Linked DNA regions of Homo sapiens: region 2 is linked to region 1. A link is a loop called in an ENCODE intact Hi-C map of the cell type or tissue named here. Cell type or tissue: ascending aorta. All regions are shown on one strand. Links, peaks and the distances in the headings refer to the core of each region. The heading gives the core; the rest is flanking DNA. Region 1 has its middle 120 kb from the start of LINC02375. Region 2 has its middle 41 kb from the start of LINC02411.

Region 1 (6,729 bases), core at 964-5,963:
CCAAAAATGCAGGGTCTTAAACAAGAGAGGAGTTTCATTTCTCTCTCATGCCACTGTAGCCTAGAGGCAATCAGCCCAAGTCTAGTTCCAGAGACCCAGATCCCCTTCTCTTGTTGCTTCACTGTGCCAAACTTCCATTCCTAAGCTCATTGTGTGGCCCCAAATAAATGCTGGTAATCCAGTCATGACACCCACATTCTAGCCACCAGGATGTAGGAGGGGCATGTTTCCTTCCATTAAGAACATTTCAAAACAAATGCTGCACGGTCTCACTTCTAAGTGGGAGCTAAACATTGGGTGCACATGGACTTAAAGACGGGAACAACAGACACTGGTGACTACGAGACGGGGAGGGTGGGAAGTGAACAAGGGTCCAAAAACTATCTATTGGCTGCTGTGCTCATTACCGGGGCGATGGGCCAGTCATACCCTAAACCTCAGCATCACACGACACACCCATATTACAAACCTGCATGTGTCCCTCCTGAATCTAAAAAGTTAAAAAAAAAAAATCAAGGAAATTACAGGCACCACTCTCAGCCATATCAAGTGTTAATCACAGGGATACCTGCCTTATGAGGAGTAAAAAAAAAAGCTGGAAAATATAGTCATTATTCTGTCAAGCTAAAAACGAAGATTTCTATGCTGACGAAGGGAGGGGAGAATGGATACTGAGGTGGGGTAATTTCAGCATCAGCCACACATGTCCTGCCAGGGCCCACGTGGGTCTGCCCCGATCACTTCCAACTTCTCTCCCTCTGCTTCAGCCACCTGGCCATCTTGTTGTTTCTCCCACACACAAAGCTTATTCCAGTTTCACTTGCCGTCTCCTGCCTGGACAGCTTCTCCTAACTGTTCACATCTCTCCTTCCTCTCTTCATTCAAGCCTCTGCTCCAAAGTCAGCCTTCTCAAGGAAACCTTCAGAGAAACTCACTCAAAATAGCTCCAGGTCACTCACTATTCACTCACCAAGCTTTAGTCTGAACCTTGCTCCTAAAGATGCATTTTACCTTTTTAAAAATTACAGAAAAGAGGCCGGGCACAGTGGTTCAGGCCTGTCATTCCAGCACTTTGAGAGGCCAAGGTGGGCGGATCTCTTGAGGTCAGGAGTTTGAGACCAGCCAGGCCAACATGGTGAAACCCCATCTCTACCAAAAATACAAAAATTAGCCAGGCATAATGGTGGGAGCCTGTAATCCCAGCTACTCAGGAGGCTGAGGCAGAGAATTGCTTGAACCTGGGAGGTGGATGTTGCAGTGAGCCAAGATCCTGCCACTGCACTATAGTCTGGACAGCAGAACAAGACTCCATCTCTCTCTCTCTCTATACACACACACACACACACACACACACACACACACACACACGGGAAAGAGGCCGGGTTTGGTGGCTCAGGCCCGTAATCCGAACACTTTGGGAGCCCGAGGCAGGCGGATCACTTAAGGTCAGGAGTTTGAAACCAGCCTGGCCAACTTGTTGAAACCCCATCTCTACTAAAAATACAAAAAAAAAAAAAAAAATTGCCAGGCATGGTGGCACGTGCCTGTATTCCCAGCTACTCAGCAGGCTGAGATGGAAGAATCGCTTGAACCCTAGAGTCAAAGGTTGCACTGAGCCAAGATCTCGCCACTGAGATCTGGCACTCCAGCCTGGGTGACAGAGCCAGACTCAGTCACAAAAAAAAAAAAAAAAAAAAAATTACAGGAAAGGGAAATTATCCTGACCCTTATCAATTCCCCCCTCTCAAATCATGTTTGTATACTTGGAGCTCCAGGGAGAAATAGGACACTCTTTCTAAACCATAGAGGGCATGTTTGTGAAAATCTGGGTCTAGTTGGGAGCCATCAGCTTCAAAGGCCATGGGTTTCCAGGGAACTAGAGGCTGTGCGTGAGGCATCTAGGAAAGCAAAAGCAACTTTTCCGTTTCTCTCAGCAATGTTCAGTCGCACGTGTTCATGGCTCGGCTTGAAGAGCTCTCAGGTGGAAAGGGTTCCAGGAAAACAGGATGTGATTCCCCACTCTGAGACCCTGACAGGCACCTGTGTCTGGTGGGGAATGGCTATAGGGATGCTACGCAAAGGTTACTGCCATTTTCTATTCGCACAGGTGATCTGAGCTGAGGCAGGGAGGTACTCAACGGTTGGAGCCAAAATGAACCAGACACCGGGCTGTCCCTCGTTCTAGTACCACAGTTTGGCTGACATAGGGATAGGAAGTGGGACACCGTGGATCCTCAGAACCTTTCTCTTACCCACACCCTCTTATCCGCTCTCAGACAACACCTTGGAGAGGCTGGAGCCCCCAGCTGGCCCCAAAGGCGCCGCCACTCCCAGCGGGACCCGCCCATCGGAGCGGAGGAGCCCTGCACCGGCGCTCCAGGTGCACCTGCGCCCCCTCTAGATCTCCAAACTCCAGGGTCAGCTCCCTCCGCCTGGACCCCCAGAGACCGCGGTGGGGGGCGGAGTGGGGGAGCTTCCCAAAAGCCGAGCGCCAGCACCGCAGACGCCGCTCCTGCCTCACCTTGGCTGGGTAGCGCGCCCAGCACCCGGCGCGGCCCCGGACCGCACGTCCGGAGAGAGTCCTGAGACCTGCCCACCGCTCACCCGCGGTCCCTGCCGGCCGCCCACACCCTGGGGCGGCCCCGAGCAGTCGAGTCGGCAGGATCCGGCCGCTCCGCATCCCTGCGAGGTCCACCCGGAGCCGCTGCTCGAGCTGGGGCCGGGACGACGTTTCGCCGACCGCGTCTGCAGCGGGTGCCGCTGATCCGCCCGCCGCACCTGCAGACCCTGCCCCAGCCCAGCCCCTCGGCATCTCCCCCGCGCCCCGCAGCCGCCCCAGCCCCAGCCCCGCCTCGCCTTTCCGGCCCCGGCTTCTCCCGCTCCTGGTCCCCTCTGCCTCCAGCGATGCCAACCGCCGGCTCCACCACCTCCTGCCCCGCACAGTCCCCCCGAACCCGCCCCTTTCCCTGCAGTCCCCCCTCTTCCCCTCTGGCGCCCCCGCCCGGGCAGGTGGAGAAAGCCCCCAGCCCGGAGCAGAGACTGAGCGGGGACTGAGCAGAGGGTGCAGGATCCTTCCAGGACCCGTGTGGCAGTGCTGGAAGAAGAGGCGCGGGGAGAAGGCGGCGTCTCCAGACGAATCCGCTCCTCCCGTTGAGAAACTTCGATGTGGCCACCCGCTTTCTTGGCGCTGGGCGGCGGGCCCTGCAGCCCTGTGGAATTCCGGCCAGATTCCCAGGGAGCAGAGACCCAGTCGGCCCCTTCACCCTCCCGAGGCCCTGCGGGGCGGGGGGGGGGCAGCACTCTCCAACCCCCAGCCTATGTGGGACACACCCTGCTCTGGTCTTGATTGCTGGGAACACCTGAGGTAAAGAGGCCCATGCAGCTTAGTATAGAAAGATCTATTTGCACATGGGGCTGAGGTGGGGGGCGCCGTCCCCAGATGCAAAAAAGTGGGGAGAGATACGTGGGAGGTTAAGGGGCCCATGTGGCTTAGCACAGAAAGATCTATAGTGACATTTGTACATGGGGTGGGGGTGGGGCGCGGTAACAAGATGCACAAAAAGCGGGGAGAGATACATATGCCACACCAGAAACTTAACAGTGATGACCTCGGGAAAGGGAAAGGAATGGCACATAGGGATAGAGGAACATTTTATTTTTCAATCCATGCTTTTCCTGCGCTGTTTGATTTCTTTCCTCAATGCACTTGTGTGCAAGTCTAGGGGGACTCAGGAAATCAAACACGGGTGCCCCAGACTTATCCCTGCCCTTGTAGTCCTTTCTGTGCAGAAGCAGGCAGAGGGGTCCTGGACTCCTCTGCCCCGCCCCCTCGTCCTTTCCCACTGATTTTTAAAGCTCTGTCTTCTCTTCTGTCCTTCCAGTGGCACCTGTTCAGGTTACTGATGCAGGGGTCTCTTGGGCCCTAGGGGGGTCTGGGCCTCCTGAGGGCGGGATTCTGATCCTCTTTCCAGAATGCCGCAGATCAAAAGCCAACTCTTGGGAAATCAGAAACCTCACAAGGAAAGTCTCAGAGTCCAGCTGCAACCCCTTCTCCAAGCCAGCAGTGCCTGGCAGTGCCCCCACCTCTTCCCATCCTGCCCACATGGCCCAGGCAGGTCCTGCTCCCACCCTCACTGTCTCTGGCCAACATCAGAAAGGAAGCCTGACTTTCCTATTTGTCACCAACATTCCTCCTTACCAGAGAACTCCAGAGGACGACCTGAGCCCCGGTGCATTAAAACACACACAAAAAAAGATCAAACAAAAAGAAACAATAGAGAACGATCCAGAAAAAATTATAAATCCATCATTCACCCCCACCCCCCAACCCCCCACAAGCCTGGAGACACTAGAGAAACATGAACCGAGCCTAAGGGGGTTGGAAGTCAATCTGAAGAGCTCTCCCCAGCTAGAGAGAGCTCCCAGCTCCCTGGGGCTGGAGATTCAGGCTCTGCCGGCAGCCCACTGGTTTTCTCAGCCAGCTTCAATTACCACAGTGGGGAAACACCCCTGGGAAAACTGGCCAAGCTAAAAAATAACAGAATTGTTGGTTCTGATAGGCCGGACTGCAGCAACTTCATAGAATTATTTTGTCTCTGGAAATGAACTATATTCATAATTGCCCAGTTCTTCATTTCATTTGGCTAGTGTAAACCTGGCTTTAAGAAACAGTCATAAAATAAACTCTCACTGGGTTGTAGCCTCCTAAAGTGACAGGGGTGTTTTCTTCTATTTTGTGAAGCCCCAATGTGACCAGAGAATAAATGCACTTTAACTGTGTTTGATTTCTGAGTTGACTGAGAATGGTAACATGTCTTATTATTTCTGGCTGATGAACCAGAGACTGCTTCACCCTCCACTCCTCTAATCAGGGAATACAAATAAAAATTTTCCCCCAAAATGTGTCCTCCAACTTTTGCTCTCTGTCCTCTTTAAAAGCTCATAAATTCCAACTCTCACTCCACTTCCCTGTCATTCCTCTTAGCTGAGAAGAGTGCGCTCTCAGCTGCAGAGGCAAATGAAGGCCCTGGACTAGAATTTCATCGACTGATAAACAAAGCTATAGCAGCCTGGCTGATATTAGGAGTGAGGGAGTGGGTGGGACAAGCACCATTCCCTTCTGCCTTCCCTCCTCACACCTCCCCATTCTATACCACTACTGAGTAATTATTAAACACACATCGATGTCTTTTTTTTCTTTTTCACATGTTGAAGATAGTGGCTGCTCCATCACTATGTCCCTGAGTGACGTTGTGGAGCAGAGGCCCTCTGTATGCCAACAATGAACATAAGGCAGTAAAAGGAAAAAAAACAAAATGAAAACACTTTTTTCATTTGCTTTAACCCACTGCAATTTGGGGAGAGAATATTTGTTATTATAATATAATGCACCAGGGATTTGGTGTATCTATAATATATAAACTGATACACTTCAGGACTCAGATTTCATTATACTCACTTACCTACTTGGCTTCCTGAAGATTGTCTAGGATTTCTGGTAAGTTGATTACTAAATATCAGAGTAATATACTTCTCATTTCAATGGAGTAGTCATACTTGAATAAGTAGTTTCTGGGTGATTATTATAAGTAAGCACTGGGTGAGGTACATGTAATAAAGGAGGTCAGGGACCTGCACACATACCTGGGATACATTTCAGACAAGGGCACAGACTGGAAGCTGTCAGAGTCTAGAGAAGAGAAGGGTGGCCATATCTCCTCCCACCTAGTGCTCTTTATTGACTCTGGTTATATTTCCATTCCTTAAACAAGCCAAGCTCAATTCTGTCTCATGGCCTTTGCACTTGTTGTTCTGTGTTTCAGGAATGCTGTTCTTATCATCTTCCCTTTAGTTCAGATGTGACCGTCACAGTGAGGTCTCCCCTGACCATCCTACGCAATGAAGGGCAAGGACATTATCTTGCTTACTGTTACATCCCCAGAATCTGGCACGTTCATGGCACATATCAGACACATAATAAATACTATTGAAATGATGAAAAAAAGATTATTTTTGAAAGTAATTTTTCATTCAAAGCTTCAGTGATGGGAAGGTTTTAATGGTGGAAACGAGGAAGATAAGAAAATGGTGATGCTTAGCAAATTTATGGAAAATGGAAAAAAAAACCTGAGAGATCACAGAAGTAAAAATTGTTGCACCCAGTCCAACAATGAACCATCAGGCAAAGAAATAATCAGATTTCCCAAATATCAAAACCTTTGCCATTGGTCTGCAAGCATACAGAAGAGATAACACTCAGCTTTCTAAAGTCTAGTGCTGTTGAGCTCATTAGAAATTGAATTTTGAATTTATGATAAGAATTAATGCAATTCAAATGCATGTCATGTGAAGTATGACACAGCTCTTAATTTTTAATATTATTCTGCCTTTTAGATGTCTCTCCTGGAGGAACAGACAGGCATTTAAGACATGGCATTATTTATGAATATTTAACTACATGGCTAGTTACAGAAGAAGGAAAGACACCGATGATTTTTGCATGTTGTATTAGACATAATAAAGAACCCCAAAGATGTCCACATTCTAATCACTAGAACCAGGGAACATGTTAACCAGCATGGCAAAGGGGACTTTGCCATTGTGATTAAGTAAAGAATCTTGAGCTGTGGAGATGATTCTGAATTATCTGAGTGGATCAAATGTAATCACAAATGTCATTATAAGAAGGAGGCAGAAGGATCAAAGCCAGTGAAGATGCCAACACAGAAG
Region 2 (6,729 bases), core at 1,158-6,157, 220 kb before region 1:
CTGGCTACAGAGTGAGACTCTGTCTGAGAAAAAAGAAAAGAAAAGAAAAGAAAAGAAAAGAAAAAACAAAAGGCAAGAAGAAGCAAGCAGGAGTTTGAGGATGTTGCGCCATAAAAAGTTACAATCCCTTACACAATGTCCAGTCTTAAGCCGTTTTTCAAGTCCTGACATCACTGATGGAAGAGCTTGCCACAACCCTAAGAGGAAGACAAAGGACCTTGCAACACCGTGAAAAGCAGATGCTGTGATGGAAAGCAGGACTGAGACATCACGACTGAGACATCATGCTTTGTGTCTCGCCTCTTAGAAGGGCTCCTGTGGGTGCCAGGTAATAAATGGATCCCTGGATGAAGTTTGGCTCACAGTCAGCTCACTGTATGTGTAGACCCAACTAAGTGATGTGTGGGCCAAGGCCCTGGGTCCCCTAAAGGTCTGTTGAGAAATGACTGACATGAGGCAGATTGATTAATAGGAGAAAAGGCATATTTATTTAACATGTATACACGGTGGTCTTCAGAATGAAGGCTTAACCCGCTGGTGAGGTATAGAAGCTTATACACCATCCTGAGGTTACAGAGAGAATGCATGCTCAGAGCACAGCCAAAAACACGTTTTAGTGGCAAGACAGGTCATAGGAGAGAGAAAGGAAGAGTCTTGGCTGGCAAAGGTGGCCTTATCATGTGAATGAAGCCTCTCAGGTAGCATCCCACAGGCAGAATAGATGGCAGCTGCCTCTTTCCAGACTTTTAAAGGTGTCAGACTCTCTCTTAGAATCTCTGTTAGATCCAGGAAAGGCCTGGAAAGGGAGGCCTGGCTGCGTTACTGAAGATTCTCTACAGAGGCAAATTTCCCCCACAAAAGACGGCTTTGCAGGGCCGTTTCTAAATATGTCAAAAAATATATTTTGGCATAAAATGTTTTGATGTACTTCAGTGGTCACTTCTGAAGTCCCCAAGTATCAGTTGAATTTGGTACAATTGGTGTTTGGAGGAACCTCCATATTGGGTCTGTGTCCTGTGTGGTAAGAATTTTTATAGTGAGGAAGTCACAGTGGAAACCTCTGAAACTACCTACCTAGGTAAGATAACAAATTAAAAAAAAAATCTCATGTTGGAGAAGCAGGAGAAAGCAAAAATAAATGGATTCATTAAAGGTCTAAAGGGGGCTGTGGTGGTCCCTTTTATAACTCCACTGAATTCACCAGGGATCAGCAGGAAAGGAGAGGGTCTCCTGTATTGGCAAGAGTGTCTACTGATTAGTGACACCTACCAGGAGGTGACATAGGGCTGCATTTATGCAGGGGCAGGAAGGCGTGGACGTGGAGCTCGTGTGACCTGCATGGATGCCTCCTGATGCTCCCCCACCCCACTGTTACAGTGAGTGGGCAAAGGCAGCAACCCCAGCCTAAAGGTTCTGCTCAGACTGCAGTGAGACACCAAGGCCTGCCCAAGAGATAGCTGAGAGTGACAGGATTCAGAATGGATTGTGCAGGAGGGAGAGGATGCAGTTGCAGCTCTGAGATCAACTACAGTTATTGGGGCTATAATTCCTGCCACAAATGTCCCTCTTCTAAGCTTCCTCTCGTGAAGGAAGGCCCTGTGGGGACTGCAGAGAAGATGCTCCCAAGATGTATGGGAAGCAAAGGGCTGCAAGGTGGAGAGGGTGGGTTGTGGTGTCTGCGAGAGGAGACTCGGATGTCCGAGTGCGACAATGGACCAGTGACCCAGGCTGCTGCCCTCTGGACCTCACCACTAGGTTTGTGCTGAGACCACACCTCCCAGGGGTGACCCCAGCCATGATGCCCCACGGGCTCCCTAAGGCACACTACCCCAAGAGACTGGGCCTTCTTTGACGGAGACTTTGGTTTGGGGCTTCCATGCTGACTTTTCTAAATATTTCAAACTCCACAGCTGTCTGAGACTCTCCTGCCCACCATGCCACCCCTCTTTCCTTCCCAGACAACTGGACCTGCTTTGTGGTTGGATGGCTCTTCCCATCTCCCCTGACTCCCTGCCTATTTTCTCTCAAGAGTGTTTCTCCTAATACAACTCCTGCATGTCTAATCCCAACTTGCTTTCTGTTCTCTAAAGACCTAGACTAACACATCAATGCTGATTTTAAGAAGAAAATACAAATACCATTGAAGCCAGCTGGATACTCTTCCCAAACTTCCCAAACTGTCCCTCTCCACTCAGACGTAACCACTCTCCTAAGTCTAGTTTATCATAATTAGTAGCTCTTTTAATTGGGGATTTGAGGTGGTTCTCAGCATGAGAATTTAAACACACCATCTACAATTCAGGGCAAGAATGTCTATAACCAGGCTAATTTGCATTAAGATTAGAGTCATCAGATCTAATGGGTACCATTATTTCATTAAAAAAATACTTAATCTATTTCATTATATTTTACATTACTTAGTCTAATAAATTCTCTGCCTCCAGCAGTGCTGAAACATTTATCAGACTTCATATATAATTGGTCAATATTAACTCATTTATACATTTATTCTAACTTTGGAAGCAGGCCTAGAAGCTACTTTTTTTCTGCTTTCTTGCAAATAATCCATCATTTATAATTATTGATTTCACATGTGACAAGATACTTAATTCTATCAAATGGCAAGGTTTGCCAAGCACATAAAAATGAATTTGCCTCTAATTACTGGTTTTGATAATCCTGACTTCATTTACTCTTCTCCAGTGACAGTGCATTGCCAGCAATCGTTTCAATATGATCAAAGAATTAAAGCTATTACAGAGAAATGAGCAGAGTTCACAGAAATAGCTAAGAAGAGTCTTGGAGTCACAGAAAGTTGCGAGTGGAATTTACCTTGCTTAATTCAGCAAAAAGATATTCATTGTAGGTCTTTGACTTCTGGAGGTGTAACTCTCATGCAATAAGTAGTATTTTCGTGCACAACCTGACTTTAGTTCTTGTAGGAAAGTGAATTAGGAACTGTGAGTATTTGACTTTTTGTACTCTAAGTTGTGTGTGTGTGTGTGGTCTGTGTGTGTGCGCGCGCGTGCATCTTTGGGGTTAAAGGATTGTAACAGGCTCTGACCCTTCCTAGCAGCTGCAGGAGGTCTCCCAGCCACCCACTGGGCCTGCAGTAACGCCAGGGATGCCTTCAGTGCTGGTGGAGATTGCAATAGCGTCCACAAGAGGGCACTGCACGTCTTTGAATTTAGGCGTAAATAGCTAAACTATTTGGCTGTCATATCTGCTCAGAGGAAAACATTCATTGAATCCTCAGAGAATGTTAGAAGCATTTCCTTTGAAAAACATCTGAAAATAAAGCTAATATCCCTCTTTAGAAAACAATGTGGACTGCTAGGATATTTCTTTTGGAGAAACAACTGTTTTTCAGTAATTGAGAGACGGAAAAATGCTTTATCTTGGCATTATCTGAATCAAACGACAGTAAAGTCTTAAAATGCTTTTTCATCTTTTGCCAGATATTTTCGCATATTCAAACCTAGGAAAGACTATCCTTTTTAAACACATAAAAGCAACACTACAACTTAATAGCTAATTGTTCAAGCATCTCTCCTTGCATCCTGCTAAATGCTTACCAAAAGTACGGGCTGCTATGCTCAGTAATTTATTTGGAAATGGTGGAGGACATTGCCAAGGCAGAGACAGGCCTCTCTTTAACTAAAATGGAGTTTGCAATTGACAGATAGCACAAGAGTCAGTGCAAACATGGGTTGGGGTCTTTGTCAAGGGTGAGGGTCACTGGGAGCTGTGTCCGTGGCAGGTTCCCAGCAATTGTTTCTGACCTTGACAGCCATAAGGATACAGGAGGTCTAATTTAACCTACCCTGGAAACGCAGGGTCTCTAGTTCAATGAGGCTTCAGGGTCAGTGAGTAGAGACCTGCTGACTGTTTCCTGGGCCTCGTCCTGTGCGGCTGGCTTCTTGGCTTGTAGACGGCCCGGATCTACTCCCTGGATCTATGTCCGGGACCTGCTTCCTGGATCCTCACATGCAGGAGAAAGCAAGCTCCAGTTTTTTCCCTTCTTACTGTTAGGACACAAATCCAATCACGGGGCTCCGTTCTTAGGACATCATCTAGATCTGTCACCTCCCAAAGATTCCACCTCCTAGTACCATCCCATTGGATGGTGGCATAAGTCTCATGCAATTACATTTTGGTGAACACCTTAACATGAGGGTTAGGGTTTCAACATATGAACTTGAAGGGAACAGAAGCAAGCAGTCTTTAACAAGACACAGCCATTATATGGCTGTATGTGTCTCTCCCTCATACCTCTATTTATATCCATCTATACCTAGATCTGTATCTACATGGATCCCTATGTCTAGCTCTATGTCTATGTCTATGTCTATATCTATCTATGAGAAATGCCAGCATAAGTGATAGAAACTGTCTTAAATGTCTTAGACATTTTAAATATTTATATTTTTTGATCCAATATAATCAAAATAATAGTATAATCAATAATAATAGTATTAAACCCAATACTATTCAGTATTTGCCAAAATGATACTGTATAGAATGTACATACTGTGTGATTACCCAAAATAATTGCATTATTTATAAAACCATTATTTCACCATCTATCACTTTTTTGGTCCAGTAAAGGAAGACGGGTTTTCCAGTTCTTTCCTAACCGTCGCTCACCTTCCTCCAGTCCTGGGCTGTGGCTCTGTGACGGTGTTCACAGCTGCTTTGGCAGAGTTGAGTCATGGTGACAGAGACCATCTGGCCTGCAACGTCTGCAATATTTGCTACCTAGTCCTTTACAGAAAAGTGTGCCAAGCCCTGCACCAGACCATCTCTCCCAGACATGCCAAGAGACTGAGAGAAGAAAGCTGCAGTGTTCATCATCACCCGCATAGATTCCAAGAGAGGCTTTGAGATTGGAGAGGGCAAGGGAGAGGACTTCCTTATGTCAGGTTGTCACTGATGTTTCTATTTCCCTGTGCCTCGTAGGGAGGCATGGAGAGGACCTCATCCTCACCCCAGGTCAAGAGAGAAGGATTTTAAGACAACCACTCAGAGACTTTGATATGTGCGAAGTGGAGTTCGTGAAAAGCAAGGATGGGCCTTGAACGCTTATTTGGAAAAACTTAACAGTGTTTGAGGCTGCTCCCCTGGCGGGAGGGTGGAGGGAGAGGTGGCTGCATTGGGGGCGATCTGCACATGTGCCATGGTGGAGGCCACAGCACTGGGTTCTGAGAACCAAATGTGAACCTCGTGAGAGCAGGCCAGCCCAGGACGACTCAACCGAGGATTCTACAGGGAATAAATTCCTGGGGAAGAAGGAGAATCCAACAGATAGAGTCTGTGGGGGGCTGGCTGGGAGGAGCCTGGGTGCTTAGGGAAAGAGTGAGCGGGCAGAGAAACAGGGTCCACACCGTGGGAGCTGGGCTGACGGACTCTGGTTGGGAGGATCTGAGGAGACCACCAAACCCCATGAAAGAAAGCACCAATAACTGAGCATCTATGCCCCAGGGCAGATTCTACACCTGCCCAGCCCTGTAGAACTCTGCCTTTTGCCCTAATTCCCCCCCTCCTCCCAGGACCGACTCTGTAAAGGTGGAAACAGAAAGTAACAAATGAGAAAGGCTGGAAGGAACACAGCAAGGCGGAGACGTTTGCGGGAAGCAGACTGCCTCCCTCTCTTGTCTGGACTTCCGCAGGAGGCCAAGGCAGAGGTGGAAGATGATTGAAGATTCATCAGCCAGATTTGTTTTCCTATTTTGCACCAGGTATTAGAAATGAGATTTTTCTTTTTCATGTTTTTTGAGACGGAGTCTCGCCCTGTCGCCCAGGCTGGAGTGCAGGGCCGCGATCTCGGCTCACTGCAAGCTCCGCCTCCCGGGTTCACGCCATTCTCCCGCCTCAGCCTCCCGAGTAGCTGGGACTACAGGCGCCCGCCGCCACGCCCGGCTAAATTTTTGTATTTTCAGTAGAGACGGGGTTTCACCGTGTTAGCCAGGATGGTCTCGATCTCCTGACCTCGTGATCCGCCCGCCTCTGCCTCCCAAAGTGCTGGGATTACAGGCGTGAGCCACCGCGCCCGGCCAGAAATGAGATTTTTAAAATGTGAATACAAAGGAACAGAAAGCTGTGGACACAATAAAGACTTTATGCGGAGTGAGTAAAACCCAGTCCCGGCCGGAGCCTGTTTGACGGGCAGTGGGGAGAAACAAGACCTCCACAGACACCACGTGGGTTGGAGCTGGAAGAAAGCTCACCTCCTTGTCTGCGTCTCCCGTGTAGGGCTGTGTCCCTCAGAAGCAGGGGGTACCTCTCCTTCACAGGTGGGTTCCCTGGGAGAGAAAGTCTGTTCAAATACCAGCAAGCCACAGTAAACGCTCACGGGTCCTCAAACGAGAGAGAAGACAATTTCCTACGGATTTCACCCTATTCAGATTACTAAGATTTTACTCACAAAAACCTAGTATTTTGTCCATAATTTCAGGCATACCCTGGATCGGTAGATGGAACCAGATGATGAAATACTGGAGGCAGCCTCCTTTGTCCCCTTCTGTATATTAATGAAACAGAGCCCACGATTCTCCGAGGCACATTTTTGTCCTAAATTCTCTAGAAGCAAGGGCATTCTATCAGTCTGCTTCACAGGAAGCTACAGAGAATCTGGCACAAAATTACAAAAGCGGGAGGCTCACCCGGGGAGTGGATATATCCAGGTCCCTCCAACTAAACAGCACCCATTGAGCACTTGGAAACGTGTGT

The links. Peaks named below come from ENCODE experiments on the same cell type or tissue, not always from the same donor. Only the 100,000 strongest peaks of a DNase experiment are listed, where the experiment ranks them.
Region 2: a loop joins it to region 1, with 2.4 times the contacts of the local background. A loop is called at or near these places in 3 of 110 quality-filtered maps.

Annotation. Positions count from the first base shown.
Region 1 is chr12:127,451,953-127,458,681 of GRCh38, reverse strand. No RefSeq gene overlaps it. Among named protein-coding and RNA genes, the nearest start is that of LINC02375, 120 kb to the right of the region's middle. In ascending aorta, for the core only: a CTCF peak has its summit at 3,033; no DNase peak of the experiment used is centred there; H3K4me3 peaks cover 1,515 bases; H3K27ac peaks cover 905 bases.
Region 2 is chr12:127,674,158-127,680,886 of GRCh38, reverse strand. No RefSeq gene overlaps it. Among named protein-coding and RNA genes, the nearest start is that of LINC02411, 41 kb to the right of the region's middle. In ascending aorta, for the core only: a CTCF peak has its summit at 3,137 (motif pointing right); a DNase peak (open chromatin) is centred at 3,136; H3K27ac peaks cover 434 bases.